Linked DNA regions of Homo sapiens: region 1 is linked to region 2. The links are chromatin loops, found by intact Hi-C in ENCODE. Cell type or tissue: PC-9. All regions are shown on one strand. Links, peaks and the distances in the headings refer to the core of each region. The heading gives the core; the rest is flanking DNA.

Region 1 (16,811 bases), core at 3,743-11,742, 210 kb before region 2:
AATTGGCCGGGTGTGGTGTTGCGTGCCTGTAGTCTCAGCTACTCAGGAAACTGAGGCACGAGAATTGCTTGAACCTGGGAGGCGGAGGTTGCAGTGAGCTGAGATTGTGCCATAGCACTCCAGCCTGTGTGACAGAGTGAGACTGTCTCAAAAAAAAAAAAAAAAAAAAAAAGAGAGAGAGAAAGAAAGAAAATATGTTGCTTTAAATTTCATTTTAAGTGGTAACAATTTAAAAATAGCTTTATATTTAATATTGTGATGGAAATATGTTTGTTTGTAAAAGTTGAGAAGTTATAGGAAAACATAAAGAGTAATTTAAATCAACCATAACCGTTCTACTCAGAATAAGCATTCTTAACATATTGGTATATATTCTTCCAAATATACAATCACAAGGACCAAAATGGAAACATATTCTAAATATCATTCTTTTCCTTAAAACATTGTAGATCTCTATATCTTAGTAAATGAAGGTCGAATAGCATCAGATTTTATTATTTGAAAGTAATACATCTTGTTTAACCACTTCCCAGTAATGTTCATTACAAATATTTTTGTTGTTGTTTTGTTTTGTTTTTATTTTTGTCATTATTAACAGTGCTATGATTAAGAGCCTGGTAGGTATAATTTTGCATTCTTATCTGATTGTTAGACTGTTTGTTTCAATGAATAAAATTGGTAGTTACGTTTCTTTGTTTATTTAATGTATTTATTCTTGAGCCTGAACTTAATCTTGATGACATTGGCTATATTAGCATATTCAACCTATTGGAACATTTATAATCTGGAAGTAAACCAGAAAGTTGCCAAACTCTATTTGCTTTTCCAGGGGATTTTGAGGCCTTAAGTGAGTTTACATATGTGAAAGTAGATGGAATATTCTGTTACACATTTCTATCATTGAAAATCGTCGGGGAATATAATCATATCATTAATTAAACATATACAGACAGTTCTCTACTTATCAAGGTTCAACTTAATGATTTTTCAACTCTACGATGGTGTGAAAATGAGCAACATAAGATATTTTTAACTTCCCATGAGTTTTTGGGGACATAACCACTATTGCAAGTCAAAGAGCATCTATATACAACAAACATCCATTGTGCACAGGTCTCTACCTAGATGCAAAAGGCCTGAAAAAAATAAAAGACTTCCTAGGTTCCTAGCAGGAAAAAAAAAAAGCTATTTGGTGAGTAAATAAAGTCTTTTCCACAAAAAAACGTTTTTGAAGTTTTTGCCGTTTATAATACAATTGAATTTGAGAACTTAAGATGCCATTTTAATAGGAATTTCTTGCTCTGGAGTCCTTAATAAGTTACAGATAAGCATAATTATTTGTTTTCATATCTCTCTGAAAAAAAATCTAGAATCCCAAACCTTTTCTTACACAACTACCTCTCCCTGACCATTGGCATATAGTAAAGGCACGTTTTCATTCATTTATTGAGTAGCTATTGTGCAATAAATGTACTGAGCATCCTGGAGGAGCTTGCCACCTACTCGGGACTATAACATTTGAAAGATATTTCAGATAGGAGAATTTTAGTTTGGATTTAAATCTAAGTCTTCTGTGAGGACTATGAGTTTAATTTTTTCCCCCATCATTCCATCATGGACTCATCATTTCCTTGTCCAGTACAATATATTGGAGAGAGCAAGTTTACTGCTCACTTCCATTGAATCATAGGTCTTTTTCTCTGCACATTACCCTGAAGACCTTAATGAAAGGCATGTTTGAAAGTATACGTAAATATAGATACTTTTTCTTTAGATGTACTTTATATTTATGAAATCAAAGTTGGAAAAGAGCCCTGGCAGGCAATATTTAGTGCAAACTTAATTCTCTGTTTAGAATGTGAAACAATCTTGGCCCAAAGACAAATGTAGTACTATATTTTTCAGTGTTTTATTTCTCATATTTAAAAAATTTAACACAAAAGGATATTTAATGTTTTCTTTTTTGTTGTTTTTGAGACAAAGCAGCATCTCACTCTGTCGCCCAGGCTGGAGTGCAGTGGTGCAACCTTGGCTCACTGCAACCTCCGCCTTCTGGGTTCAAGCATTTCTCCTGTCTCAGCCTACTGAGTAGCAGTGATTACAGATGCACACCACCAAGCCCGGTTAATTTTTGTATTTTTAATAGAGATAGGGTTTCTCCATATTGGCCATGCTGGTTTCGAACTCCTGACCTCAAGTGCTCTGCCTGCCTCAAAAGTGCTCTGCCTGCCTTGGCATCCCAAAGTGCTGGCATTATAGGTGTGAGCCACCACACCTGGCCAGGATATTTAATATTTTCAACCTGTGGTTACTACTGAATTCATTATATTGGGTAACATTTTAGAAATAGGTGGATGTGTTTTATTGACAAGTCCCTCACATAGTAAGAGGTTTTTACCTATTACTGCTTAAATCTCTTCTGGACAACTCTATTTGTACTTTAAGTATTTTACAAATTTCGGTTATTTAAGCCTACCACCCTTTTAGAGACTTTATGTCCCTGAGTGCTCATATGTATTCTGTGAAAAGATTTCTTAGAGTGTGGTCAAAGAAATCACTTTCAACAGCATCCCCTAGGTTACTTGTTAAAGGGCTTTCCTGGCCCTATCTCTTCTAAATCTGGATCTCTGTAAGTGTGACTCTGTATTTTATATTATTGACGTCCCAGATGAGTATGATGTTCACTACAGTTTAAGTACCAATGACTTACGGGATCAGTTCTCATTTTTGCCTCCTAGTTGCCGGTTAACATGATGCCTAGTCTGAAGGGAACATCATCCTTCTCTTGTTTCATACCTGCTTGGCTCTGAGAGCACCTGCCATCAAGGACAACTGTGTCTCACCAACTTGGGAGGAGAAATGTTTCTATGGGCATTTCAGGGTTTTGTTGGCATGCAGGGAGCTGTCAAGAGAATCACCTTACTGATCTATTTGTTCACTCATTTCTCCTTACCTGGTCTGGTTTTCACCTCCTCCTGGGACTGGGTGCTGGGGCAGTTCAGGGGGTCAGAGGCATTTCATGAGCTACAGGTCTATGTCAACAGTGAAAGAGCTATTCTTTCTTGTACTCTACTCAAATGTTCAGTGAGCCATCTAGTTAGTTTTTGTTTTTGTTTTTGTTTTTTGAGACAGAGTCTTGCTCTGTCACCCAGGCTGGAGTGCAGTGGTGTGATCTCGGCTCACTGCAAGCTCCGCCTCCTGGGTTCATGCCATTCTCCTGCCTCAGCCTCCCGAGTAGCTGGGACTACAGGCGCCTGCCACCACGCCCGGCTAATTTTCCTGTATTTCTTAGTAGAGACGGGGTTTCACTGTGTTAGCCATGACGGTCTCGATCTCCTGACCTCGTGATCTGCCCGCCTCGGCCTCCCAAAGTGCTGGGATTGCAGGCATGAGCCACCGCGCCCTGCCACCATCTAGTTAGTTTTAAACTACACTGTTTTCTGCTATGTAGGAGGGTCAAATAAGTACAAGAATATTAAGTTTAAGAGACTTATGCTCCAGAGATAATTTTTTAAAATTCAATTTATGCTTAAGATATTCCTAAACTTACTAGTATATAGATGTTCAACTTAAATATTTTAATAGTCATTTACAATGATCATTTTTCTCTGTTTTTCTTGAAGAGTAGTCTATTAATTACTTATTTTCTCTCTGTGAACAATGTCAATGTATAAAAATTTTATTTCCAAATTAATATATTGTTATCTGCTTCCTAAAGCAATTTCTAAGCATTCATTATATGACACAACTCATTAGGTATTTTACTAATCAGTCTTAATATTGCACATTGAGTAATTATCTTATAAATTTGAGCAGCATTATATATACAGACTAATCAAAACTCCCAAATCATTTCAATCAAAAAACAATATGAAACTGGTAAATAATAATATATTGATAAGAAATTTTAATTCACCTCACATTGATATTAATTAAAACGGTCATATTCCAAATTTTCTTGGTTATATTGCTATCAATATTTTATTATCTATTAAAGGAAAGCAAATCACATCTCACTAGTAAACGCCAATTCATCTACTTTTTAAATTTAAATGCAAATTCTTTCCACCCCTTACCTTTACAAAGAGATAAGTCAAAATAGGAATTGCGTATGTTATGCATTACTTTATACACACTTCAATATCAAAATTATTTTTTATCATGATTCTCCAGAAACTTATTTTAGACCGACATCAAGGAATTCAATTTTTATCCTAGTTTCTATATGAAATTGCAATACAACAATAAAATTCTTAGACATTTCTTATTAAAGAAAAAAAAAACTAGGTTTTATCCTAGTTCTCACAAATCCCTGTGTAATTTTCAATAGATTACTAGATGGAAAAAAAAAAACAGTAAGGATATTTGTGCTATACATACTTCAAAGGTGGCATCCTATGCTCTTCTCATGAAGGACAGAGAAATGCCTTTTATATTATGAACTACTAGTAAAGTGAGTAATGACTAAGAGGATGTCCTAGCAAACCTGCCCTAGGTAATCTCATACAGGTTTCAGAATCAAAGTTGTAAATTTCCTCTTAGTGCCTACAAAGTTTGGAAACTGCAGTTTTACAACATAAGGCTTTGGGCCTTCTGTATCAACAATAAAGGAATCCAAATCCACATTTTCTCTAATTATGATTTGGAAGTCCTTGCTTGAAGTGAATATAGTAAGATGTTCATGCTGCCCTTGCTACTGTCGTTAATTGTGCACAGTTCTCCCATGATCCTTCACCCGCTGCTGCTACTGCCTATACTGAGGTGGTCAGAACAAAGTTCAGGAGAAATAGATGTTGAAATGGACAAAAATAAGTGATCGTATGTCCTATATGTATTTCTTAAGAAGGAAATAAATATTTAGCATTTGGGGAGTCTCTTGGTTATTCAGATTTCTAGCTAGATCAGAAATAGGTAAGATTTACTAGATTTCTTAATCCTTTTATTAAACTTATTGGATTCTGGATTGTAAAGCACTTGATACACTTTCATTTAACTTGGGTACTCAAATAGTATCTTTCACATATAGCTATTTTTATAGCAACCACACCTGTGTCTTATAGAGCAATCCATAGGTGTCTTTTTTATTTAACCTGTAGAATATTGAGAATGTTTTTAGTCTAGAATTGCATTGATGTATAACACTTCACAGCTAAAATATAGAAACACTTTAGAAAAATTACTATAAATATAATATCGAGCACTAAAAAACAATGTTTTAGTAATGTTATAATTCAAAATTGGCTCTGAGATATATTCTAGGTCAAAATTATATACTATTTGTAATCCAGTGAAAAAATTATTTGCTTATAGATTATATATATGTAATAATTTATATGTAAATGATTTTACTAAGAGATAAAGGATGAGAAGACCAAAGATGTCCCCTAAGGATGCTGTAGGAATGAAGAATATATATTTTATATATATATATATGTGTGTGTGTGTGTGTGTGTGTATATATATATATATATATGTATATTTCATTTACAGAAGCTTTGCCTTAAATAGTCCCTGAATAAATGAGAAAAAAAACTAAACTGAAATTTGGACCCTTATGAGAATAGAAGGATATGTTGAACATTTTTTAATAGTCATAATTATTTAAAAAATTACATTCAGGCAAAGACTCCCAGAATTTAAAGCACTTTCTTAGAGGCAGAATGCAATGGTAATTGTACAGGAATGCGACTTTGGACTTTCTGAACTTAAGTGTTTATGTCTGTTAATTCAAGATGCCAACCAGTTGGTCTCTCAGTTCAACATTATGTAGTCCAGTGTATTATGTCAATCCTGCTTCTCAAATTGTGGTCCATGGACCCCTGAAATCTTCTAGTCACTGTCAAGAGAGTCCCATAATAATATTAAGGTGCTCTTTGTCTGTTTCATTGTGTTGAGATTTGTATTGATGGTGCAAAAATCAGTGGTGAGTAAGATGCTGGTGCCTTAGCATGAATCAAATCTAAGTGGCACTAGACTGATTGTATTATTTACTGCCACATATTCACGTGAAGAGAAGGAGAAGAGACAGGAGAAGGAGAAGGCAACTTTTCTTAAGAGTGTCCTTGATGAAGCAGTAAAAATCTCAACTTTTGAGCATGGTCTTTTTAATAATCTGTGTGATGAAATGAAAAGTACACATAAGATACTTTTACTGCATACCCAAGCACAAGGGCAGTCTTGAGGAAAAGTTCATGTGGGTCCTTTGAGTTGCTAGCTGAACTAGCCACTTTTTCATGGAACATCATGTTTACTTGAAAGAACAACTGTCAAGCTGCTATTATTCATAGTTGGGTATTTCACATGCATTTTCTGAAAAATAACATAGTGAGTCTGTCACTTCAAAAGAACAACTGACAATATTTGTTTTCAAATTTGAACTTTTACTTGAAAGCTTGAATTTTAGAATTAGAAAAAAGTATTAGAAAATTGTATATGCCACTCTGAGTATGACTGCTTCTGAATATGTAAAGACTTTCCTGATGAGGTGGGTGGTGATATTAATGAATATGATTTTTAAATAATGACATATGTCAACATTTAGGAGAACTGCAGAACTCAGTGCAATATTTTCAAAATGACCAGTACATGATGGTAAAATTTATGCTTAGTAAGAGATCCATTCAAAGTGAAAGATAGGCCAGTGAATTTTAATGTAATAGAGTACATTGATATGGTTTCAGATTTCACATTGCAACTAATCTTTAAGAAATGATTACTTGTCAAGTTTTGGTGTAGTATTAAAGAAAAATACCCACAGCTATTTTAAAAAGCTATTCAATTACTCCTTTCTTTTTCAACTCTATGTCTATGTGAGAGCTAACTTTTAAAAATATACATCAACCAAAACATCTTGCAAAAGATTGACTACTGAAGCATTTATGAAAATCCAGCTGTCATTTATTATGTCAGACACTAGAACTTTTCAAACATATAAAACAATCTATCTCTTCTTGCAGTTTTTGTTTGCTTGGAAAGGACAGTTATTTTTCATAACAATGTTATGTGTTAACATGGAATGAGTTCATTTTTGCTATTTTTAAATGAATGATTTTTTAAAAATCTGTTTTAATTTCTAATATGGTTAATAGTAATAAATAAAACCTACATGAAACAAAAGCTTCTAAGACCAAAAAGTTTGAGAATCGCTGATATAATCAGGGTGGTTTGGAAGCAGCTATTCAAATCCAAAATAAAGCTTCTTTTGCCACTAGAGGGAGCTTCCATTTTACATAAATGTATTGTATAGAGGCATTAAAAATTTATATGAAAAATAAATGTGAGAGTTCTAGAATCACAGCACTTACTATGCAGCACAAAGCTTTGTGAGAACACTACTGCTTTATTTCTGTGGTAGCCCTTTAAACAAAATGGAAGGATTTTTTTCCTACATTCATAATTGTGTTTGTGCCTAGTATGCTTGAGAAAATGATGTCAACATTAGATATTTAAGAAAACATCACAAATTCTTAATATATGATACCATATAGAAAGAATTCATTATCTTTTTCATCTTTCTAACTGCTTCCTTATAAGTAGCAGGTGTTGATGTAGTTCTTTCTTTTCTGACTGACCTTTGAGTAATTGCTAATTGAGTGTAGGTCAGTCAGAAATACTTCTGACATCTTGTATTTCTCCCAGAGACATTTGTATCAGTTACAGAGAAATGACTGTGCATATGGAAGCAATGGGGAAGTCCTGAATGATTTAGTTCTCTTCTCTGAGGTCCACATGGAATCACACCACTACTGCAGCCAGTCATTACTGTGGTTTTATAAACTCTCCCTCAGTGACATGCATTTTTTAAATAATAAAATTTATCTTTCTTTGTCTTCCTGAAGGCTTGATATGGAAAATCACATTCTGATTTATGGGCACAGGCTCAATAGATAAAGCTGCTAGATTAATTTTGTAGATATTTTAGAAATAATTGCATGCATTATATTTCATAAATAATCTTAAGTAGACAGTGTTATAGTAGAATTTAAGTTAAGCACATCCAAATTTGCAGCACCAATGTTGGTCCAAATTCTTTAGGATGTTTGTCTTCTTAGTATGATGTAATGTGCCCTGATAAGTACCAACGTGAGAAAACCCCTGTAAGAAAAATCATTTTCCTTGAGTACTTTCTTCTTCCTGCAGAGCCTTTTCTTATATTCTCTTAAACTAGTGGTTCTTAACATATTGAAGTAAAAAAAAATTGTTTTTAAATCAGGTGGAAGCCATAGTCACTCTGCCCAGAAAAAAAAAAATGCAAACACAGTATGATATATTTTGCTTACAAATTTTCAGGTTTTTGGACCTCCTAAGTCCATGAGAGTTCTAGGTTAAGAATCCAGACTTTAAATCAATAGGAAACCAGTGAAGCTAAAATGTGGCAGGTTTCTTTTGAGGTGGGGGTGGGGGGACTGAGGAAGGAGAGTATAAATATCTGGGACAAACATGCGTTAATCACCTTATTTATTTGAAATCACAAAAAAATCTTTGGGAATCCTGAAATACTTTTAGTAAAGGCTCCAAAATCCATTTCTACTAAAATATTATATATATAAAAGCTAGAGCTGAAAGCTTAGGTAGAGTTGAGGCCGGACTTGGTGAAACCTGGTTACACCCCAGTGCAGAAATCCATCCAACCTGCCAGTCTCCGTCATGGATTTTAAAAAGTGATGTATTTAGAAAAGCAGTATTCAGTCCATCTTAGTTTAAACAAATTAAACTTTTTTGAGTTTCCAGGAGCCAAATTAGTCTCAAGAATTCATTAAGAATAACTACACAAGTTTAAGTTATATAAAAGAAGCTAAGAGCATTTTAAATGTGGGCAAACAACTCACAATAGTAACATTAAAGTTGTTCATCCATATTCAGTTTGTAACATTTTCACTCTTAATTGAGAAAGGATTGTCATAATATATTTCAACTATGAATAATGAAGACATAAAATGATTTTACTAAGAGATAAAGGATTGGAGGACCAAAGATGTCCCGTAAGGATGCTATAGGAATGAAGACGAGAAAGGAGAGTAGAAAGACAGTCCTTTGCTCACAAATTCTTGGCAAATGTTGACAGTTGAAGCTTACCCAGAAAATGAAATAATTTTTTCTTTCTTTCAAAATAATTGTACCCCGCATCTCTGCTCCCTAAAATGTTTGTGAAGAATTTTCATTATTACACATTGCTCTCCAGATGTCCTTCTTTTAATCTCACATTTACATACCTGAATTATTGTCCTAGGTTTTACTTAAGTAGCAGGTGATTGATAGTTTAATTTTGCATATGTGCTTGGATATAGCCATGGTGGTGAAATGAAACTAGACAAACTTTATTATTAATAAACTTAACTATGACTTTCTCTTACCATTTCATGTCTACTGCCATATTCTAGTGATCATGAAATAATAATTTGCAATGGCTTTCAGCAAGGATAGATTACTGGTACCTTGATTCTACTTTTTTGAGGGTTATGTTGATTGAAACGATTAATTTTTCTGTCTTTCTCATTACCTAGTTGAGCCTAACAAATATATTAAGGGTGTCTAGGGTCATCACACATAAAATGAATGTGTGACTCCTGCAAAACTGAAAAATTGAGTTTGTAGGCTGCCAGTTTGGCAAGAATACATTCAATACCTTTCTGGGTAACTTCAAATATTTGCAAAACTTGGAGACAACAGCAGACAGTATGATTTGCAGCTTGGAGAGTAAACTTTGTGAGTCAACAATGATGTTGAAAGCCAGCGAAGATCTAATAAATACACGTTACAGTTTTAACACTGAAAATCAACTTGCAGTTATTCATGAGGCTATTTTTTCTTCTTAAAAAGCCCTTGGTTGCCCTTCCATTCCTCTAAATTTGGCAGACACACTTAAGTGGTGATGATGAGTGGATGGTGGCATGTGGCAGGCTGTGTCATGGTCCTGGGAGACCTGTCCCATTCTGAAGAGAACCCCATGAAGCAGCTGAGGGCTCAGCCATATGTCCAGATTTTTCAGGAGATGGATGATGAGAGCTAAGGAGAGTGTCAGTGTCCCTGAAATGGAGATCAGGTCAAGGATTCAGCCCCAGGTAGAGAAGTGAACCAAAGCTTTACCATATTTAGGAAAGAGTGTGGGGTAAGGAGCTCTGGTGCTGATGCAATAGGGAGAATATTATGGCTTCTTCCAGATGTAGATCCCTTAAATTTACACAATTGCCTAGGATACCAAGGCTCACTCTTAGACCTTACTTGCTACTGGGAATGAGGCTTCTCAAATTAAATATGCCTTGTTCAGGATTGACTCAGGTGAGCTAAGACAACAAGTGTTTGACAGTGGATCCACAACTGAGAAAATGAGGACATCTTTTCTCCAGTGCAACACTTTCATTTCCCAGGGGACCCTAGTGTGTCCTATGAATGACCTTTAGAAATAAATTAACTTTTCCTAGAAAAATAACAAAGATGAACTAAAAATGAACTTATTATTAATAACATACATTTTGCACAGAATTGACCTTTGATGAAACCTGCTTATTATTTTTTAAACAGCTTTACTGAGATGTGATTCTCATACCATAAAATTCACCTATTTAAAGCATACAGTTCAGCAGTTTTTAGTACATTCACAGAGTTCTGTGACCATTACCACAATCTCTGGAACATTTTATTCTAGAACATTTTCTTCATCCCCTCAGTAATCCCTGCACCCGTTAGAGTCACTTTTCAGACTCCCCCACTCCAACGTACTAGCTCTAGGCAACTACTAATCTACTTTCTGTCTCTATAGATTTTCCTATTCTGAGCATTTTATACAAATCTAAGCATACAATATGTGGTCTTTTGTGACTGGCTTTTTTCACTCAGCATAATGTTTCAAGGTTCACCCTTGTTATAGCATGCATCAGTACTTTATTCCTTTTTACTGTACAGTAATATTCTATTGTATGAATATACCATCTTTTATTCATTCATCAGTTTGTAAGTATTTGTGTTTCTACTTTCTAGCTATCATGAGTAATGCTGCTGTGAGCATTCATGTACACGTTTGTGTGTGTGGACATAAGTTTTTATTTTTCTTGGATATGTATCTAGGAATGGAATTGCTGGGTCATATGGCAACCCTATGTTTTGTGTGTTGAGGAATTCACAAATTGTTTTCCAAAGTGGTTGTGCCGTTTTATAATCCCACCAGCAATGTATGAGGGTTCAAATTTCTCTACATTCTTACCAGCACTTATTATTGTCTGTCTTTTTTGTTTTAGCTTTTCTGATGGTGGTGAAGTGATATCTCATTGTAGTTTGAGATTGCATTTCCCTAATTACTAATGATGTTGAGCATCATCTCATGTGCTTGTTGACCATTTGAATATCTTCTTTGGAGAAAATGTCTATTCAAATCTTTAGCCCATTTTTGAATTGGATTTTTTTGTATATTTAAAGTATTCTTTATATGTTATATATACAAAACTCTTTTCAGATAGATGGCTTGTAAATATTTTCTCCTATTCTCTGGGTTGTCTTTTCATTTTCTTGATGATGTCCTTTGAAATACTATAGCACAATAGTTTTAATTTTGATGAAATCCGGTTTTTTTCTTTTCTCATCCATACTTTTGGTGTCATATCTAAAAAAAAAAAGACTGCCTAAAATACTAGGCATATTAAGCCATTTTACATTTTAACCCTTAGTCTTTTAGACTTGCATAATTTTTCCTTTGCTGTATTATCAGGCTGTCTTCACCAGCACTTAAGGACCATTTCTCTGGTGTTAGAACATGAGAGAGGGAACAGTTTTCAGGAAGTCCTTTTTTTATAGAAATCATTTAGCTCCTAGCAGCCACTAGCAGTGAACATAGGAAAGAGCAGATAAGAACACAAAACTTACATTTTCTTCTTAACCTCATGTAGAAATTTCACTGAGGTATAGTATATTTCTAGTTATTTTTATGTATTTTAATTAATGCCCAACACTTTGAATGCTCACAAAGAATATCATCACTAGAAAACTCAGTCTTATCTCTTCCAAAATAAATTATTGGATAGTGTTACTTAGTACAGGACTATCGGGGAACCTGCCCCCAATAGTCACGTAGGTTCTTTTCTATTTTCCCTAAGTGTCAGCCGGGTTGAGAAATAAAGGGACAGAATACAAAAGAGAGAAATTTCGAAGCTGGGCATCCGGGGGAGACATCACATGTCGGTAGGTTCCGTGATGCCCCAGGAGCCGTAAAACCAGCAAGTTTTTATTAGGGATTTTCAAAAGGGGAGGGAGTGTAAGAATAGGGTGTGGGTCACAGAGATCACATACTTCACAAGGTAATAGAATATCACAAGGCAAATGGAGGCAGTGCGAGATCACAGGACCAGGGCGAAATTAAAATTGCTAATGAAGTTTCGGGCACCATTGTCATTGATAACATCTTATCAGCAGACAGGGTTTGAGAGCAACCGGTCTGACCAAAATTTATTAGGCAGGAATTTCCTTGTCCTAATAAGCCTGGGAACACTATGGGAGACTGGGGCTTATTTCATCCCTACAGTTTCAACCATAGAAGATGGCTACACCCAAGGGGGCCATTTTAGAGGCCCACCCTCAGGGGTGCATTCTCTTTCTCAGGGATGTTGCTTGCTGAGAAAAAGAATTCAGCAATATTTCTCCCATTTGCTTTTGAAAGAAGAGAAATATGGCTCTGTTCCGCCCGGCTCACCAGCGGTCAGAATTTAAGGTTATCTCTCTTGTTCCCTGAACATTGCTGTTATCCTGTTCTTTTTTTAAGGTGCCCAGATTTCATATTGTTCAAACACGCATGCTCTACAATTTGTGCAGTTAACGCAATCATCACAGGGTCCTGAGGTGACATACATACTCCTCAGCTTGTGAGATGACAGGATAAGACGGGCATAGGAAATCACAAGGGTATTGATTGGGGAAGTGATAAGTGTCCACGAAATCTTCACAATTTATGTTTAGAGATTGCAGTAAAGACAGGCATAAGAAATTGTAAAAGTATTAATTTGGGGAACTAATAAATGTCCATGAAATCTTCACAATCCACGTTCTTCTTCCATGGCTTCAGCCGGTCCCCCCATTCGGGGTCCCTGCCTTCCCGCAACATAGGACAAGAGTGTATACTCTGGAGTCGTGCTGCCAGGTTGAATCCTGACTCTAACACTTGGCCGTATGAGTTTGGGCAAGTTATATGATGTTTTGTGTGTGTTTTAATTCTCATCTATGACATTGGAATAATGACAGGACCTACCTCATAGAATTGTGAAGATTAAATGAGATATTATAGGTAAACTAATTAGAACAATGTCTGACACATAATAAGTGCCCTTAAGTGTTAAATGAGAATGATGTTATTGTTTTGTGTTACAGAATTAGTGTATCTGTGGAAAATTGGCCAAAACAAATTCTGATGGATCTTCTTTATTGCTGTTTAAATATTTCAGACAAAATGAAATATAACCTAGAATATGAACAGTGCTAGATATGCATACTTGAAACAAAAATCATCATGGTCATTTATATATTTCTATTTTACTAAGATTTTTTTCTCTTATAAAAATAAATTATACCTTCTAATAGTAAGGAAATTGCCTCTGCCAGTTTTTATTGTTTAATTTGTTTTAATTTCAAACATTAAAATAGCACATTAATTGATCAAGGAATCTCAATTACTTTCAAATGCTGCAAATATACTAATATTTATTCATGGCAGTCACAGCAGGGGTAGAGGGACAGGAGACAACCATCTTCTAGAGGAAGAACTTTTAAAACAATTATATTAATTCCATTTATAGGAAAAAGAATAATTCATAGAAAAATTAATGTTGCAGTTCCTAAAAGCATGTTCCAGTTACTATTCCCAAAACAATGTGTCAGATTCTATTGTATTCATTGGCTATTAGTCATTTTGGCAGCTTGGGCTATGCTGCCACTAACAGTTTCATGAGACTAGCATACTATCTTCTAGTTTACACAAAATTGTGTAGATACCTTGTCTCTCTATCAGACTGTTGCTCCTTGAAGGAAAGCGTTAACCAAGCCTGTTCTGTATTCCCCATATCCAGTATGGTACTTTGTCCATAGAAAGCACTCAGTAGATTCCAAAGGGATCATACAATTTTAGAGCCACAGGAGAAAGGCCTTCATTAGATATGGGTAAATTCATTGTGTAATGTATGAAAAAAATATATACTAACTCTACAGTAAAGGAATGAAAAAAGTCTGGAAAGATGCTTTTCCCCATGAAGCCTGCTTTCCCTTTGCTCCTTTGCAGTTTCCCAATCTTGTTCCTCTTCCTGTCACTCATGGTGCTAACACAGATGCCTCAGGACACCGCTTGGCTGGGTGCATCTACAGGTGTTCCCTGCGTATCCGAAATGGCCTTATTCAGCAGATTCTCTTGCTTGTGTACGTCCCTGTCTCTCCCTCTAAACCGGAGCCCTGTGAAGGCAGAAATCATTCTTGTCTTGTGTTGCATTATTTTTGTCTAGTGTGTAGTGGTCCGGTGTATATCTAAAAAAAAAACACTCATATATAGTAATGATTGAAGTAAATGTCTAGCTCTGCTGTGGGCTAGCTGTGTGATTTGGGGGAAGTCCGTTAGCCTCTCTGGGCCTCTGTCCATCTCTCTATAAAGAGATGAGGCTGGACCTGATCAGTGTTTGAAATGAGGTGATCCATTTGCTGATTCTGATCCAGAACGGTGTTTTTATTTTTATTTTTTCTTGTTTGTTTTTACAGAGAAGCGTGTACTCCCATTTTGCTGCAAGACCCCCTTTCAACTTTCACCTTTGTGTTCAGTGTTATCCTCCAAGCTCCTGAAGGCACTCTGGCATAGGCTGAAGCTTTGTGTTACCTTTCTGTTCTAAAATTTGGAGTCTGTGGTTTTAAGACATGCATGATTTCGTGCTTCACCTCCATTTACTTACAAGCAGGAGCTTTCATTTACATTGTCTTGTCGTCTTGAGTATCATTTGTTTTGACTCTTTCTACCTGGCAAAGCTTTTGGATTTCAAAGCTCACAAATTCCTGCTGTTGGCTGTGCCCTTTACTTTAACAGGGGTGATTATATCTTCTCTCTAGATATTTTTATTAGCATCCTACAGGGTGTGAATTTTTAGCATTATGTTGAAGATAAAATGAATAGTGGGAAAACAACATCTTTCGGAATATATATCCACACATGAATTTTAGAAATCCTATTACTAATTTGAAATTATTTATTTTCCTTTCTATGGATTATACTTATGAGTCTATGTTGGTTATGGAGATGGATGAATACATTTTGATTCTGAACTTACCAGCAAAATTCATAAGTAAGTATACATATGTACTATAGACATGTTAATAACTTTATTTAATTAGTTATACCCCAGGATTTTTTTTTCCAGGGCAAAACCAATATAAAAATGGGTATAATCCTCAGTGAATCTGTTGTGTGAGGTCTGATTACTTCTATGACGTGGCATTCTATAAATATTGCTGCTTATTAGATTGAAGTATAGTTGACATGGACCCATATTTAGAGTGGGCCATAACATGCCTTTGTTGAGTAAAAATGTTAATATAGCTAGTAGTTATGAACAGTGAGATGAACTTCTGCTATTTTTGCACTCAAAAAAAGTAAGAAATGTAAATTTTGTGAGTGTGTTTTCTGTGCTGAGTAGAATAGCAGCCATTACATTGAGAGATAGGTGACCGTTTGGCTGATTATTGCTGCCTATTTTAGAACATTCTGTATGGTTAGCTACTTGAAGCATAGATTCACAATAGGAGCAACTTTCAAATCTAGTAGAAACCCGTGGGACATACACATGGGCCTGTTCAAATAATTGAACTCCCTTCCACTTATGACTATCTTATTTGCCACTTGGTGCAGCCCTGAAGATTGTACAAGCTGTGAAGAAGCCACTTGGATATGGTCTGGCAGTCTCAAAGCAATCATTTCAGCTTCCGTCACAGTAGACCTACTTTATGGAGCACCAAGGGGCACTGTCATTAAGAATACTAAGGAAGTAATTGCTTGTACATGGCCCTGAGTAGTTCCTTCCCTTCTATATAGTTTGCATGCTTTTACACAGTTATTCTCCACGTTGTTATTTCAGATATTAGGAGATTTGTGGTCACAGGCTAAAGATGACCTTATTATACAACAATCTGACGTTTGAAGCAGCAGTATCTAGATATGTCAGTTTCTTATATATAGCTTTGAATAAGTGTTTCTGCTTTGGAAGAAGCTCTACCTATCTGATACATCTGTAAATGTGGCAAGTTAAAGATTACCATGGTCAATACAGTCTTTCTCCATCTTTGGTCTTATTACCCTCACCCTATGTCAAGTGCTTTATCTCTTTTGGAGAAGGGAGCCTGAGTTTACTGAGGACTCAATGTGCTTGCTATCAATGCCTACTCACTTAAAAGACATTTATTATTACTTCATAGACAAAATTTATTGATTAATAAAATATCTGAAATGAATAAGGGGCATTAGAGAAGACAGTTCTGATTCAAATTTATTTTTCCCCTTATTTTCTGTAAATATATTTTACCTTATTAAATGTGTGTGAGTACATAACAATGAGAAAGAGAATGAATGAGAAAATGTAGGCACACACTCTCTCAGAATAAAATCTTGCTCTTGTGTGTGATTTTGTTCTGATGCCAGCTATCTGGGTTTGAAAAAAAAGTTTTTAGTGCCTTGTTAATTATGTGTTCACCATTATTACATAAGTAATTACCTTATGTAATAATATTAATGATATTAAGCTCCATTCAATAAGAGAACTGTAATCCTCAATTGCACAGACATCCTCGCCTTTAGATATTTATTC
Region 2 (16,811 bases), core at 4,818-12,817:
CATTTATGGAATGCTAACTCTACACAGCGTTCTTTTGTTAATAGTATTTCTTAATTTGTTATCCTTTTCCTAAGTGACAGTATTTTATCATTTTATTCGATAGGTCTATTTTAACAGAGAGATGGCTACTCTTAGATTAGTCATATGATGGATGATAATGTAATTTATTTCATTCAAGTAGGGATAGTTCGTGCATTTCTGGGAATCTCATTATCTTGAAAACTTTGCCCTATTATCTTCTTCTTTTCATGAAATTACCTCCTTAGCTTAATTACAAGTGTAGTGTTTTCCCACAGGCAATATAATATCTACTTACCCTAAATACCCCAAAGTAAAGAACACTTGGAGCATTAAGTAAAACTGATTTGTTGAGCCCAAATCGAAAACAACATTACAGCTTACTGGTTAATCAATGTAAATTTCACTAATGCCACAAGGAGTCAAATCCATTTGTAAAAGAACATGTGTGCAATCTATTTCATAAACTTGTATCATATGCAATGTTAATTTGATCTAAGGTAGTTCTGTGAGACAAAAAGAATATTACCCCAAAATGCTCTATTTAATCATTGTATAACAAGAGTTATGCCCAGTTATGGCAGGAGATGTGCACAGAGCTATGTAGAAACGTTTATTGACACAGAAAACAGCAGTTTATAAATTTGATCAGTTAGTTATTATAGCAAATTTATAGTGCACTTATCCTAAGGAAAATCTACTCATTAGTGACCACAAGAATAAGAAGTCCCCACTTTTTACCAAATTTAATTCTTGAAAATTGTTTCTAAGGTGACAACAATATTTCTCCACAGGCAGAAAATGTTACTGTGGTTACATTTCCCGATCAAATAAATATTTGGTATCAAATAAATAAAAAATATAATCAATATTATATCACAGTAGCAAAGATACAACAAATATAAACTTCTTCCTTGAGATAAAATGGTAAAATTATCCTGCCAATCATATAAAACAGCACCGATTAACTAATTACTTGCTCCTTAAGAGGTCAAAAATCCCACTCCCTGTACACATAATTCCTAACAGTGCTACTCTACTGTGTGGTTACCTAAAGTAGCATACTAGCTGAAACATGCTTTGGCTAAAATTTTACTGACATTTCTTTGGCTTAGAATTTAGGAGGATTTGGAGGGATTATATATCACTTTTCAGCGCTCCTGAAGCTGTCCATAGACATTTGAGCTGCTGCCTTCTTTTTCCTAATGTATTTTTCCTCTAGCAAGCAAAAGTGTTCATTCATAATTATTCCTTTGACCTTAAAACCGCCTCAAATAAGGTAGGCACTGGTTACTCAGTGGTTCTATTGACAGCTATGAGAGTAGTTTACACTTTACTGGGAGATCATAGGAAAAAAAAAATCACCAGGTCATTAGCACAAACTTTTTTTTTTCCTTTTTCTGTGGATGTTTGAAAGTGCTCTTGTAAACCGCAAAGATGACTGGTATCCCAGAGCACAGGTACCTGCTTCAAAATCTGTCAAAGTTTTAAGTGGATGGACAAAGGTGGTAAAAATTGAGGTTTGGGTGTTCACTGAGCCTGAACTGAGGAAAATGATACACAACGCTACAAAAAATGAGTCTCGTGACATAACCCTTAATCCATGGGTAACTTGAACCAAAAGTATTCTCCTTCTTCTGTATATTTGTTCTCAACCCCCAATTCCTCATAACTTTCTAAGTAAGTAGGGTGAAAAGAAAGTCAGGGCTGCCTAGGGAAGCTACATTTGCTTCTCAAGGCTTGCACCTGCATATTTCATGCCCGACATGTTGCTGAACACAACCGAGTAAAGTGCCAGAATAAAATCAGCTCTGTCCACGTGGTACCAGGAATGCTGCTGAAATGAAGGTAAGTATAGGATTCCACAGGATCTAAGACAGTCCAGGGAACTGGGACCAATTGTGGGAAACCTCAAAGCTGAGCATATTTGAAGAAAATGCAGAGTAAAATGGCTATGGGCTGCCGGGAGGCCTGGATTTGAGATACCAAGCACCACTGATATAAACACTGATGCTCAGAAAAAGAAATGATGAGTGTGTATTTGTGTCCCTTGAGACCTAATTTAATTTATAATTATTCACCAGAGATAAGAGGCAAGGTATGTCTACTTGCTGGATATCTGAATTTACACAGTTCTCTAGTCATTAGTATTTTTTACAAATATACCACTCAGACTAGGGGTCAGAGGATCTGGGTTTAATTCCAAGACCTGTCACTTATCTGTCATGATTTTTGTAGCTTATAAAGATCTCTACAGTTTAAACATTTTTTTTAAAAGTCTAGCACTCCCCCTCCCTGGATAACAGAATTGTTTTAAATACCAAAAGGAATGAAATACTTAAGAGTGCTTTGAAAATTAGAACAATAGGCCGGGCACAGTGGCTCACGCCTGTAATTCCAGCACTTTGGGAGGCCGAGATGGGCGGATCACGAGGTCAGGAGATCGAGACCATCCTGGCTAACAAGGTGAAACCCTGTCTCTACTAAAAATACAAAAAAAAAAAAAAAAATTAGCCAGGTGTGGTGGCAGGTGCTTGTAGTCCCAGCTACTCGGGAGGCCGAAGCAGGAGGATGGCGTGAACCTGGGAGGTGGAGCTTGCAGTGAGCCGCCACTGCACTCCAGCCTGGGAGACAGACACTCCGTCTCAAAAAAAAAAAAAAAAAGAAGAAGAAAAAGAAAGAAAGAAAATTAGAACAATAAAGAATACAGTTAGGCTTGAGGCCAGGAGTTTCAGACAGGCAACAGAGTCAGACCCTGTCTCTATAAAAAAAAAATTAATTTAAAAAAAGAAAGAGAAAGAAAGGAATATAGTCAATCAACAAGAAATGTATTGCTGACTATGTTCTCTGAAGTCAACTAGCTGATGTTCATGAGCTTTTCCATCATGTCTTGTAATCATCTATACAATTATTTAGTTAATATTTTTTCTTAAATCAACTCATTTTTCCCCTTTTGCACCCACATTACTCTTATCATAAAACATAATATTCATAAAATCAGAGGTTGATGTGTTTATCATTTTTTTTAAGCTTTTAAGAGTCAAGGTCTTGCTCTGTTGCCCAGGCTGGAGTGCAGTGGTGCGATAATAATCTCTAATTCCTGAGCTCAAACGATCTTCCTGCCTCAGCCTCCCAATAATTTAATACGTACTAAAATGAATTCATACTTATTAAAAGTTTTTAAAAGTTCTGTATATCATGCCTCAATAAACACTGCTAGGGAAGAAGAAGGCCTTAAAATGCAGGCAAGTAGCTGAGACTGAACAGGGTAAGAAACAGAAGCCATAAAAGGGTTGAACAATTGTTATTTGATCCTTTTTCAGATAGCATCACTCTCCTCTTTAAAAGTACAGTATTGATTTTTAACTTAAGGTGAGTTAGAAATTTATTTTGAAAATTCTCTTTTTCAAAAAAAAATTCTTTACAGTCACTAAAGTCATCTGGAAGTGTAGAATCTGAAGAAAAATTTTTATTTGAGGTTTAAAATTTTATCTTGGTCTGGAAACTTCTGTTTTGTCAAAGGAAGGGGTGATATTGGCACATTCTGGAGTTCAGAATTTTTCTGTAATGCGTGCTTAAAAAGCCAGATTTTAAACTTTTTACACAGCCCTACCTGTGGCTCAGCATGTTAGCATTATGATGTATTTTAAGGATGGAGTTTGAACTAAGATTATAGTGTGTGATTTTTGGCATAGGCAAACAATCCAATAAACTGAGCGTTCAAAAAAGGAAAACAAAGACCATGTAAATCTCTTCAAGCCAGAATGTCTACCTCTTGCTTCCTTGGGTAGAGCTACTGTGGTCCAAGTTTATTACCTTTAAGTTATCCCTGTCTGTACCCTCCTCAATCATGGCACAATTCTCCCTGGGCATCTAAGGCATTGGGGACCCATCATGGTAATGTTCAAAAGGTCTAGAACACCAGTCCTCCTGCTCCAGATGGGGGAAAGTAGACAAACAACAGTGAGCTCCTCCAGATCCACAAATCAGCTCCCATTTCAGTGCCGAATGACAGAGATTCCGGAACCAGCTTACGTTCTGGGAATGGCAAAGACCTCAGGTAGAAAGAACTATGTGCAACCATTTCCAAGCCAGGAGTGCAGTAACATATTGAATGGTTAGGCAGTAGAGGCAACTCTGCAGTTAATACACATTCTTTAAACTTTTATTTTAGGTTCATGAGTACATGTACAGGTTTGTAATATAGGTAAATTGTGTGTCACAGAGGTTTGGTATACAGATTTCACCACCCAGATAACTAAGTATAGTACCTGATAGGTAGTTTTTAGATCCTCACCCTTCTCCCATCCTTCACCCTCAAGTAGGCCCCAGTGTCTCTTGTTCTCATCTTTGTGTCCAAGTGCACTCAATGTTTAGCTACTACTTATAAGTGAGAACATGTGGTATTTGGTTTTCTGTTCCTGAGTTGGTTTGCTTAGGATAATGACCTCCATGTCCATCCATGTTGCCACAAAGGACATGATCTCATTATTTTTTATAGCTGCATAGCATTCCATGGTGTACATGTACCACATTTTCTTTACCCAGTCTACCGTTGATGGGAATTTAGGTTGATTCCATGCCTTTACTATTGTGAATACTGCTGTGATGAACACACGTGTGCATGTGTCTTTATGGCAGAATAATTTCTATTCCTTTGGATATGTACCCAATAATGGGATTGCTGGGTCAAATGATAATTCTGTTTTAAGTTGTTTGAGAAATTGCCAAACTACTTTCCACAATGGCAGAACTGATTTACATTCCCATCAGCAGTATATAAGCACTCCCTTTTCTCTGCAGCCTCACTAGCATCATACACAGTTTTCTTTATTGAAAATATTTTTGGAGCTTTTGATATACCCACAGGCACTGTAAATCAACAAAAGGGGCACTCTGTCCTCAATTACATCATTCTTCAAAATTTTTTAACCACGTGGTGCTTTTTTAGGAGCATGTGAGGAGAATAACATCCCAGGAGAGTCCTACTCTAAAAAGATACTGCTGTTTGGGACAATATAGATATAATGCAATATCATATAGGAAGTTGTCTTTTTGTATATTTTTAAAACATGTTACTTTTGTGCTTTGGAGTTGCCCTAAATAAATATGTTGTAAACCTTTGTGAGTATCTGCTTATTCGGCTTAATAACCCTTTTGTGGCTTTTGAATAATGTAAGAATTTGATTCATTATTTAGAAATCTGAGTTGCTGCAGCAATGAACCAGATATTACATTTAATCGAGACTGCCAATACTGCACAGATTGCCAGCCTCACAGGACATCAGACCTAACTGAACTTTCCTGCTAGTTTTAGAAAAAAAGACAGAAAAATAATTCACTTCCAAAAGTTAGAGAAAACACTTTGCCAATTACTAGTGACCCTTGATGTGACTTTTAATTTATAGAAAGGCCCAGATTAATTGTTTTCAAACCAAAAGCTATGACTCTTAGCTAGCACTTTAATTTTACACAAATCTTCTCCTCCATCTTGACTGTGAGATCGTACCTATAGAGTGATAAGCCTTCTAATGATGCCTGGCATAGTGTCAGCTTTTGAAGCCATATACTGTGTATGTTTTGGAACTAAATATTTCTTCTTTCCATTGACTCTTGACCCCCTTAGAACAACTGTCACCTTCTTCAAATGCTTTCACTAAGTAAAAAGTCAATTGGCTGTAAGTGGTGATGAAGAAAATGTCGTGTGATTAATGCTACAGTTTAGGCTGTTGTGATTAGTCACAGGAAAAACAGTTAAACTTCCTCCCCCAAGAAACATGGTATGTTAACGGCAAATGGCCTGCCTCAAGCCCAATAGGAAGAAATAGTTGGGCAGTGTTAAAAGCTGCCTATTGATTTGTGCCCCGACTGAAAGCCATGTGCTGATGTAAATGAAAATGTGTCAAGAGTTGATATCGATTTTTTTTTTAAATCAGACCATCTCTGGGGAAATACTGCTAGCCATACTACTGCTCGTCTATGAGTGAAATAAGGTTCCTTTCCACAAGACTACACATGTCCAGACATCAAATTTTTCTCTTTAACCGAGGTGTGGTAGGATGCCTCTCTATCGTCTGCAATCTCTGCGTGGAGAACGTGACCCAGAGACTATAAAGATTGTCTTGATGAAAGACATGTATGTGGGGAAGGGTGTGAGCTCATGCCACCTATCTACACATTGGTCTGTTTGTGTATGGTTCGTAACACACATGTAGGCTTCAGCTAGGAATTGTCATCCTATGTCTCCTAGAATAAATCATTGTAGAAGAATAAATTTATTTTTAGAAAATTCTATCCAGAGAGAACCACAATATAGGATAAAAGGTAAAACATATTAGAATATGAACCATGAAGTTGGGGTCTTTCTTTTCCTTCAGACTGTAGGAAAACTAGCCACATTTTTTTCCATTTCTTAGGAGTTATTCCCTGAGCTGTACCTTATTCATAGACTGCAGTGCTTGTAAATATTGACTAACTATATATGAAAAGGCCAAGAGTCATAATAATCATGCAGCTTTGGGTCATATCTGTGGGGATTTCAGCTGCCTAGGTAAGGCTGCACTCCTGATTCAGCTGGGATAAAGCATGGACGCTAATATTAGGCTATTAGAATGGAAAATTAGTGTGGAAGAGGAGAGGGGTCATCACCTAGCAATATATGTGGATTATTTGGAATCAACTACTGGGATTAGAGAAAATCCTAATAAACTAATAAGGGATATGGTCTTTCCCTCCATGCTAGCTTAGAGAGCTGAATCCACTTAGTTTGATTTATTGGCCTTAGGTACAGACACATGATGAAAACTTCACTTTGCAAATTGATTAACTTTTTGTTGATTACTCAATGACTTTTGCAGTACTCTAAATTTTATGATCTGTGTGCCTTGTGCTCCAGATTAAAGGAAAAACAATGATCTGAAATAGACCTTAGGGAATAGGAATTACTATGATGAGACAATTTTATACTGAAAGTTCTGCATTAAAATTTAGGAATCTGTAACAAAAACTTTCAGAAGACAGTTTGTTACTAGTAACTGGGAAGACAAATGAGGTCTTACAAATGATCTAAGTAGATGGAACTTTTCAATTAGGGCTGCTGCCTTAAAATCCTTAAAATTAACTTGTACTTCTTAAAACAGGTGTAGCTTGCTGGCCCTGTAATTTGACTAACAAGCTAAGGCTTATGGCTGACCCTCTAGTGTATTCCTAAGGTGGCTATTTTCTGCAGCATGGAAGAGCAGCCCTTTCTGCAACATGGAAGACTAGCGCTGACTCAGAGATCTTTGCCTATCTATCAGGAGTTCTAGACCAGCTCTTGACTGCTCCACCTCACATCATTTCTTGTATTGTTATTTAACTTCGGGTATATATTTATTATCTCCAACAGGACATTAAACTCAATAAAAACATGCATTATAGTTCATTGTGTTGGCACCAGTGCATAAATTCATAACTGCTCAAGGAAAAAATACACAAATATATGTACATACATGTACACATATATGTGTGTATGTACATATTTTTAATGCAAGATGAGCTAGCCTTCCTATGACATTAAATTATTTAATCACTTTTTACACTGAAATCAAAAAAATACACACCAATGGCTTTACACAGTTATTTATTCTAAGATGAATGCAAATTACCTCAGAAGATATTATCCAGAATAACAATAAATGTTTATTCTTTCTTCTTACGGTTTATATAGCTGCTTAATATGCCCATTCATCAAGTATTTCCTAGTTGTCTTTCACGCTCAAGCATATAAATATATAATTTCAAATATATAATCATTTTCAAATATATAATTTAATATTATATATTAAAATATATATTTGATAGTGATAAATATATACATATCATACATATATATGTACTTGAGGAAAAATAATTTGAGAGTGGCCATAAAGTCTGAAAATATAGACAATATTAATTTATCATCTATATTTAATATAATATTAATACATTATTTGTTATATGTTTTGTTTCCAGGTTTGGTGACCACTCAGTGTTTGCAAATATATTGTAAAGGTATATACATTTAACAAATTAACTGATCTTCTGATTTTAACTTCAGTTACCAGGTTGAAGGTTTTTCTTTACTTGCTTTTTTTGTTTTAAATAAAAGAAAGCAAATGATTTTAGGAAGAGAATTGTCACAGCCAAAAACTTCCAGGTTAAGCAAAAGATCATAATAACTTTATCTTACCAACTACCTTGAATGTTCTAAAGTATGTTCTTCACTCGCTTAGTAAAACGTCTGAATTAGAAAGCTTATATTACCATTTAATTCCCAGCCTTTCCTTTCTGGGGCCACCCTCACTTTTCCAAGTACTATACTAGTGAAAGAAGTAGAGAAGTAAATGTCTGTACATGAGTCATGCATTTGTCTTTTGATTGTAGAGAAGAAAAAGAAAATACATATCTACACATATAAACCTAAAAATAAGAATGAATTATTTGCCAGCCCACAAAATTTTTCACTACTCCATTTTTGTCCTTTAGGGGTAGAGTTAGTTAAAAATCTGTTTTTTAAATTTTGGTTTGGAATTAATAGGCTGAGATGGGAAACCAGAAAATAATGAGAATATATACTATACTTTGATTTTTTTTAAAAAAGGAAAGAATAAGGAAGTAGAGCTCAGGAAAATTACCTTCTTTTCTCATTCCCTAAATCTTCTATCCCCAAAATAATTTTGATTACTTCAATTCAAAGTGCTCATATTTTCCAGAGCACAAAATAGACTCCAAATATAGTTCTATACAGAATTTTATATATTTATGCCACAACATTTGACAATCATAGAAAAATATAAGAAATATGCAACACGGAATTCTTATAATTGGAACATATTTGAAAGCATGGAAACAAACATAAATTACAATATACAATATAAAGGATGCTAAATACCCAATATTTCCTTCCCTGGTAATAATGCTTTTGTTTTAATATGTTTTAATGTTCCTAGGAAAAGTTGTTAAACAAGTTTTGCATTTTGCATATCTTAGAACAGTAAATGAAATATACCCTAATAAGTTACCTTTTTTCATAAGTATATCCACATAGGACCAAGCCTTTTAATGAATTCCTTTAACTGGTAATATATTAGTATTTACAATTTAAAAGCTTTATTCTGTATATTCTGTTGAATAAGGTTAAACAACCTAATATCCAATTATATATATGTATAGAGATACATATTTCATATCTATAAATAATTATCTATTAATTGATGGAATAATTCAGGTGGCAAAAATTTTAAACATTTTGTTTTGTATTACTCAGGAAGAAAAGTAATCAGGAAACTAGAGGAAGCTCTTTTTTTCCCCTTTTTATTACACCAAAGAAATTGAGTGCAATGAAGCACATTATTCCTTTCTTTATCAGGTGCATATTTACATTTGCATTTCTAAATTATTTACCATAAATACATTTTTAACACTAGAAAACCTTAAAATAATAAAGTTCCATTTTTCAGGCTTTGTACAAACATGCAAATGTTAATATGACTAAGGAATATACTTTAAATTACAGAGCATTTTTATTCATTATTCTATTACCCCTGCTGTGATAGTCAGGCCTCCCACCTATGGAATATTAGAGAGCCCCCTAGTGGCACTTATATGCCTATTAAATTTCCAAACGAAGAATAAAGTTAGTTACTTTCCTTACTAACTGCTAGGACCAGTTTTGATACCTAAACATATTTGGTTGACTTTTTTCCCCAATTTTTAAACCCAAGTTGACTTCCCTTTATGTACCACACAAATTGTGCACGTTTATGGCATCAAAAATGTAATAATAACATCATCTCTGGTTATTCAAATGCTCAGTTGCTAAACATCTCTCTTCATTTTTTCTCACCTGGTAACCTTTCCAGTCATCTCAGAAATCATTTGGAGATTCACTGTGAAAAACATTTTTATGGGGAAAAAAAGTCCTACGTTAACTGGTAAAAGCGTACACTTACCCAAATAGATGTTATTTTAATGTTATTGCAGTAAAGAGGCATGTCTTCATTATACTTTCATGTAGCCGGATGAAAAGATATACAAAATGATACCTAAGATGCATTATCACTGAGGCAGCCATCTAACATGTTTGGAACTTTTTAACATTACACTAGTTTATGGTCAAGATTTGATGACGGGCTCAAGGGTGATGTTCCCTTGGACTAGTGAACAATTTGCAGTATTTTTGATGCTTTTTCCACTGGATACCCACAAAGCCTCTGCCCTTGCCTAAAATTATCCTTCTTAATAGGTGAGTGAACGCTTCCTGAAGGTTTAAAATACATCCATGGAATCTTAAAAGGTAAGGTGAAGGTAGTCTTACAAATGCTGGAAAAGAATGTTCTGCACAGTGAAAATAACTTCAACAGGAATATGGAGATGAAACTAGCATGAATATGCCCCAGGAACTATACTGTAAATGATTAGTATCATTGAAATACAGAGTGAGAGGTAGGAGCATAGGACAGGAGACGTATCCAGAGATGTAACAGGGACCAACTACACTATGGAAGGCTTTGGGGACTACAGTAAGGGTTTTAATTTATCCTAAATACTAGTAGAAAATATTGTAAGATAAACCAGGTTTCTGCTTTAGGAAATCAGTCTGGGAATAGACGTGAGGATAAATTAGAGGGGGAATAAGATTCCAAGTCAGAGTGAACATTTGGTCCAAGCAGGAAATGATGAGAGCTGGTAGAGAAAGTTGTCAAAAGTGCCTCTACAGTAAAGTGAGGTCATTTTTGGGCTACTGATGCCCTGGACAACAGTAGAATTAACTGGAGTCTCAGCAAAGGCCTTAGCACCACCCTGCTTCAGTTAAATCGCCTATCAGTGTTGTCTTCTTTGGTTATTTGCCCCTTATCCTTGGTAATTCTGCTGCCTCCCTCCCTCTCCCATATTCATGTGAGCATCTTGTAGCCATCAGCCCTGAAGAAAGGCATGGGTTGTGTAGTTTGAACTTCACTAGTTTGACGGGTATGAAGCAAAGAAAAGAATAACTGGTTGAAAGGTAGGATTTTGGAACATGCAGAGTGGTTAGATGCTAGATGTTGGGCATAAGGGACAGGAAGAAGGCCAGAATGGCTCCAGGGTCTCTGTCATTGCAACTGGGAAGATGGAAGCACTAATCACTGTTTATACAGCCAATGAAAGAGGAGGGCCAAAAGTGAAGTGTATTTGCTTTCTATGCTGTGTTACAAATTCTCACGAAGTTAGCAGCTTAAAACAACATGCATTTATTACCTCATCAATCCTATGGGGCATGAGTTTGGGCATGGCTTAGCTGAGTTCCCTGCTTCAGAGTCTCACAAGACTGCCATCAAGGTGTCACCTACGGCTTGGTTCTCATCTGGAGACTAAACTAAGGGAAGGAGATGTGCTTCCCTGCATGTGGTTGTTGACAGCATTCAGTTTCTAGCAGCTGAAGGTTCATGACAGCTTCCTCCTTCAAAGCCAGCAACAGAGATAGAGAGTCCACAGTAAGCCTACTAGAAGGACCATCTTATGTCATGTATAAAAATCACAACGGTGACATTGCATCACCTTTGCTATGTGGGCTAGACACAAGTCACAGGTTCTGCCCATACTCACGGGGAGGAGATTATACAAAAGCATGAATATCAGGGACCAGGGATCATGACAGCCACCCTGTCTATCATAGGAGTACTTTTATAATGTTTACAAAATGTGAAATTACTGAGTGTTTTTACCTCCAACTATTGCTGTAAGGAAATTATATTATACCATAACTTGGATCGTTATTATATAGGCTTAGGATTATTAGAATAAATGTCCCAAGAATAGCTACCATATAGGAGGAAAAAAAGGAATAACTCCATTCTTTCTGATCTTTACCCCCCATTCAGAAGGGTTCCTACATTTCTAACAGGAATTTGTTCTTCAGTGTCTCACATACCTCTGAGAAATCTCAGTTTATGGTTTGGAAACTATCAAAGAGCAAACTCCAAGAATACCTAAAACTAAATAACACTATAACATTGGATTGTTGCTGGTTGCTTTCCTATCCACTGTGAAGTTTGACTTGTTGTAAATATTTAGGGAAGTATCAAAACTAACTTTAAATTATTTCCTTGTGCACCTCTTCTTGAACTCCCCCAAATAAGTCAAGATTTTTTAAAAACTAGGGCAGTCCTAAAATGGCATATATTATATCCAGTCGTCTTCTAAGTCCTAACAACTTTTTCTTTAAAATATTAATACTGGCTCTACCTCATCCCCTTTTTTCTATTTACACAACTTCTCAACACTGGTGCAAGCTGTTACTGTCTTATGTCTGGATAAATCAGCATCACCATCCTATTTGGTATCCTTACTCTACTTTTCCCTTCCCTCTTCTGTCAGAGCTATTCAAGATTGAATTTTTATTATATATAAACAGCTTTGAACATGCAGTTTCTTTTTTCAGTCCTGCATGCTGGTGCTCTATTTGCTATACTACCATCTACATGCCCATGTCTGCTTTTTTAGAAGGTCTATTATCTAATGTACCTGCCTATTCAATTATATTCCCATTCTTAACACAAATCATATTTTCTCTTCCAAATAATTTCCTCTTGGCCTCTATACAAAGCAGGCTTGTTTTCGTTTTTTTTGTCTGCTCAGATTTTAGTTCCAGCTTGGGTTGTCCATGCATCTGTCATCATGTCTGCCCTAAGTCATGATGAATAGATACTGCACAATGGGGAGCCCAGGTAAAGAGTAAGAGGAAACCAGATGTATAGAAAAGAAAAGGAGAAAGATGAGATGAACCCATAACAGAACTCAGAAGGCAAAGCCCATGGCAGAGCCAGAAGGTTGGAAGAAGGTAGGCGAAATGAACAGTAATATCATCAGATTCTAGAAGTCAAAACCAATCCAAGCCTGGTAGGTAAGCCAGGACAAATGTAAATATCAAGGGTGGAGACAAGCAAAGAGGGGCAGACAGAAAACATCCAGACACACACACACACACACACACACACACACACACACACACACACAAACAAACAAACAAAAAAGATACAAGGTCATTCTCAGGCCTTATAGGGATGAATGAGCAAAGAGAACAGGCAGGTGCATATTCATCAGGAGCAGCTTGATTAGAGAGGCCACATTCATCCTGAAAGCCAGGTTCTTTAACAACCCAGTGTACTTCCTGTTCAGGCAGACTGGTGCATGTGGAGGATTACGGTCTTTGAAGCCAGTCAGACATGGGTTCAAATTCCTCTTCCACCATTTGTTAACTGTGTGGCCTTGGACTTGTTATTGAACTTCCACAATCCTGACTTCACTAATCTGTAACATGTGGATCATTCTACCAGTCTCATGGAGTTATAAGAATTAAATGTGATTACATATACTATATGAAATGCCTGACATCGGCCAGGTGCAGTGACTCACACCTATAATCCCAGCACTTTGAGAGGCCAAGGTGGGTGGATCACCTGAGGTCAGGAGTTCGAGACCAGCCTGGCCAACATGGTGAAACCCCATCTCTACTGAAAATACAAAATTAGCAGGGTATAGTGGTATGTGCCTGTAATCCTACTACTTGGGAGGCTGAGGCAGTTGAATCGCTTGAACCCCAGGAGGCAGAGGTTGCAGTAAGCCGAGATCGCACCATTGCACTCCAGCCTGGGCAAAAAGAGTGAAACTCCTTCTCAAAAAAAAAAAAACAAAATAAATAAATAAATAAATAAATAAGCCTGACATCTGGCAAGTATACAACATATATGTTGATTTTTATCATTTTATTTTTATTTCTATTTTTCTGTCTGCCAAAACCAAAATGGCTGCCAACTTGTAGCTATCCTTTTATAAGGTCTGCATGACTTTCTCTAACCTCTTGTGATCCATAAAACCTGCCTCATACATTGTGCCACTTACCACAGAGTGTTCTTTAGGTGTGCTAAGTTTCAGGTTATTCAAGCTAATTTCTTCAATGATATTAAAAGCTCCTTGGGGAGAGATTTCCCAGTGCTGAGCTCATCATATTCAGCCTACACTTGAGATTACAATGCATTTCAAGGCCCCGCTTCATTCACCCATTCAGCAGCTATGTATTCAACACCATGTGTGATGTACTGGGGATGAGACAACAAAGAAGACAAGCTCAGCTTCCTAGAGGTAGGCATGGGTTATGTCACTAAAGTAAGGGCACTGTCATCTTAAAAATGGAAGGACCCTAAGAGATTATCTAGCCCAGCTCTTTACTTTTACAAAGATGCAACTGAGAATCACAGAAATGACAGTGGCATATAATTTCTTCTCCACTGACCTCTTTTTGGCCTGTTGAATCACTGTCATTTGGAAAAACGAAGAGATAAAAGTCTAGGATGTTTTAACTGAGTGAGAGTTTGAGAGTGGTTTTGCCTTCTGCCATGTCACTGTAAAAGAGGCCACTTATCTCAGACAGCATTGCCAGCAAATGTCCATGGCATAGCCTCCTGCAAGTCTCTACCAGAAAACATAAGAGTTCTCTGTGGCTGCTATGCTCTGACCTCTTTGCTTGTTCCCCAGTGTGAGAAAAATAAAAAAATCATCATAGGAAGAAACACAGGTAATTCAGGAAACATGCAAAGATACTTTCGCTTTCTTTGTTGGGAAAGGCCAAAACATGGTGGCTTCTTCCAGCAATCATTCCAGACCACTGCTTAGTACATTTTTTTTTTTGAGATGGAGTCTCGCTCTGTCACCCAGGCTGGGTGCAGTGGCGCAATCTCGGCTCACAGCAAGCTCTGCCTCCCGGGTTCATGCCATTCTCCTGCCTCAGCCTCCGGAGTAGCTGGGACTACAGGTGCCCACCACGATGCCCAGCTAATTTTCTGTATTTTTTTTTTTTAGTAGAGATGGGGTTTCACCATGTTAGCCAGGATGGTCTCGCTCTCCTGACCTGGTGATCTGCCCGCCTCGGCTTCCCAAAGTGCTGGGATTACAGGCATGAGCCACTGCACCCAGCCACTGCTTAGTACATTTAAAATGACACATCTAAGCATTTGTATGTAGGGATGCATTTGAATCAATAATATGAGACTGGCATCTGAAGACTCAGTGGCTTTAATCAAACTGTTTGCTCAACATCCTTCAATACTTGATCCACAAACTTATTTCAAAATTAGAATGTCAAGGTGAAGATTAACACCTCCAGTTCAGTGGGGCTAATGAGACATGACTTATTAATCCTACAAGAAAATCTTAATTAGGCACTGGGGCACTGCTTGTTTCATTGTTAAATACTACCCAATCCCCAAAGAATTGGAAAATAAATAGGGACTAAAATAGAAAGGAGTGTTATAATTAGGCCCCCTGAAATGAAAGAAATAGTTTTTTTCTCCCCACAGAAAGTATTTGTCACTTTTTTCCCTAAATTACCCAGTATTAGCATTTGTAATAAAAGTTTGATACAAACATTCTTGAAATAGCTAGACATGTGAACACCAGAGAACAGTGAGAGTCTGATGCACCAGAACTCTGCTAAGAGGGCAATTGTACTGCTGAGTTTCAGCTGCAGCAAAATTCACGTCACCGTCCAGGTTAATTAGCAAGATAACTTCATTATTATTTACTTCTTGTTCATTTAATAGGCTCTTCCATTAAGATACACTCATTTTTAACACTAAGGATTTCGTGATGCAAGTTGAAAAGGAATTGCTTCACTTTATTTCGTTGGCATTTTTTTGCAAACTATCCATAGTACCCAAAAAGGAAATGGGAGAAGGGAGGGCTGCAGCACAAGGGAATAGCAGACATTTACCCAAGCTTCCTAAAACTGAAAAGCTGGAACATAGCATACCCATAGTAACACTCATGACCAACAAGTTTTCCATAACATTTGGTGTTCTAAAATTTGTTTTCATCAGTGGATTAAAGATAAGTGCAGAAAAGAAGAAAGAAGGACAGAGAAGAGGGAGGAGGGAGGAGGGGGTAGGGAAAGTGGGAGAGAATCTTTGTGACATTCATTTACTACTTCAGAATAAGTCACCTTGTTAAGTTACAGCCAGAAAAAAATATCACTGGCATTCGAGACACAATTTGTTACAAAGTATACTAATAAACCAGATTGCCAAATTATGTCAGTCACATCTAAATAACAACAAGCAAATTGCCTTACACAGACGGAGAATGTGTAAGGTGCATAGATTTCCTGTGAGGCAACCTCAACTAAGACTTATTGATTAATGTTATCCTACTTGTTTATTCTGTTTAAAAGCACGGACTGCATTATTTTCGCCTTCCATTAAAGCCTAAGCCCCACATTTCAAAATCTTCAAGCTTTAAATAAAGTTTCCTTATCTTTGGCAGAGGGTTCATGGCCACATGTACAGGGTTCTCAAAGAAATGTCAGTGACTACCTCCCCAACGCCAGAGCTTCAGAAATGCAAGAGTACCCCCAACTAAAGTTTTGGGAAGCCAGTTTAACAATTATTCCGATTATTGTTATATTAGATAAAGCTATTAAAAGAAACGTTTTCTTTCCATGTGTACTAAACCATCAAAATTGTGTTTGAAGAGAATAAAGAATAAGAAATTATCTGGGGAGACTGAGATCATGAGATTGCCCAACGGCTTCTCCGTTCAGTGGCCACAAATTATACCCCTTGCCTCAGCATAATGAATCTGTGCTCTTATCCAATACAATTAATAATGAGAAGCAATCAGAGAAGCAATCATAATATTTGAAAATAATATAGAAGACACATACAGCTCCAACATTTCTTAGCTATGTGACGTTTGATCAGTTTAAGTTAACTTCTTTGAGTCTTTGGCTCCACATTTCAAAG

What was found. A loop is a pair of places that touch in the nucleus more often than their neighbours do. Peaks named below come from ENCODE experiments on the same cell type or tissue, not always from the same donor. Only the 100,000 strongest peaks of a DNase experiment are listed, where the experiment ranks them.
Region 1: it touches region 2 in a loop (10-fold over the local background); 31 of 110 quality-filtered maps call a loop at or near these places.

What each region holds. Positions count from the first base shown.
Region 1 is chr6:114,294,901-114,311,711 of GRCh38, reverse strand. The region is part of intron 1 of HS3ST5 (heparan sulfate-glucosamine 3-sulfotransferase 5); the gene reads left to right. The region is part of intron 9 of HDAC2-AS2 (HDAC2 and HS3ST5 antisense RNA 2); the gene reads right to left. Among named protein-coding and RNA genes, the nearest start is that of HS3ST5, 40 kb to the left of the region's middle. In PC-9, for the core only: CTCF peaks have their summits at 7,028 and 7,229 (motif pointing right); a DNase peak (open chromatin) is centred at 7,521.
Region 2 is chr6:114,089,575-114,106,385 of GRCh38, reverse strand. The region is part of intron 3 of HS3ST5 (heparan sulfate-glucosamine 3-sulfotransferase 5); the gene reads left to right. All of the region lies in intron 5 of HDAC2-AS2 (HDAC2 and HS3ST5 antisense RNA 2), which reads right to left. Among named protein-coding and RNA genes, the nearest start is that of HDAC2, 130 kb to the right of the region's middle. In PC-9, for the core only: CTCF peaks have their summits at 9,418 and 9,636 (motif pointing left); no DNase peak of the experiment used is centred there.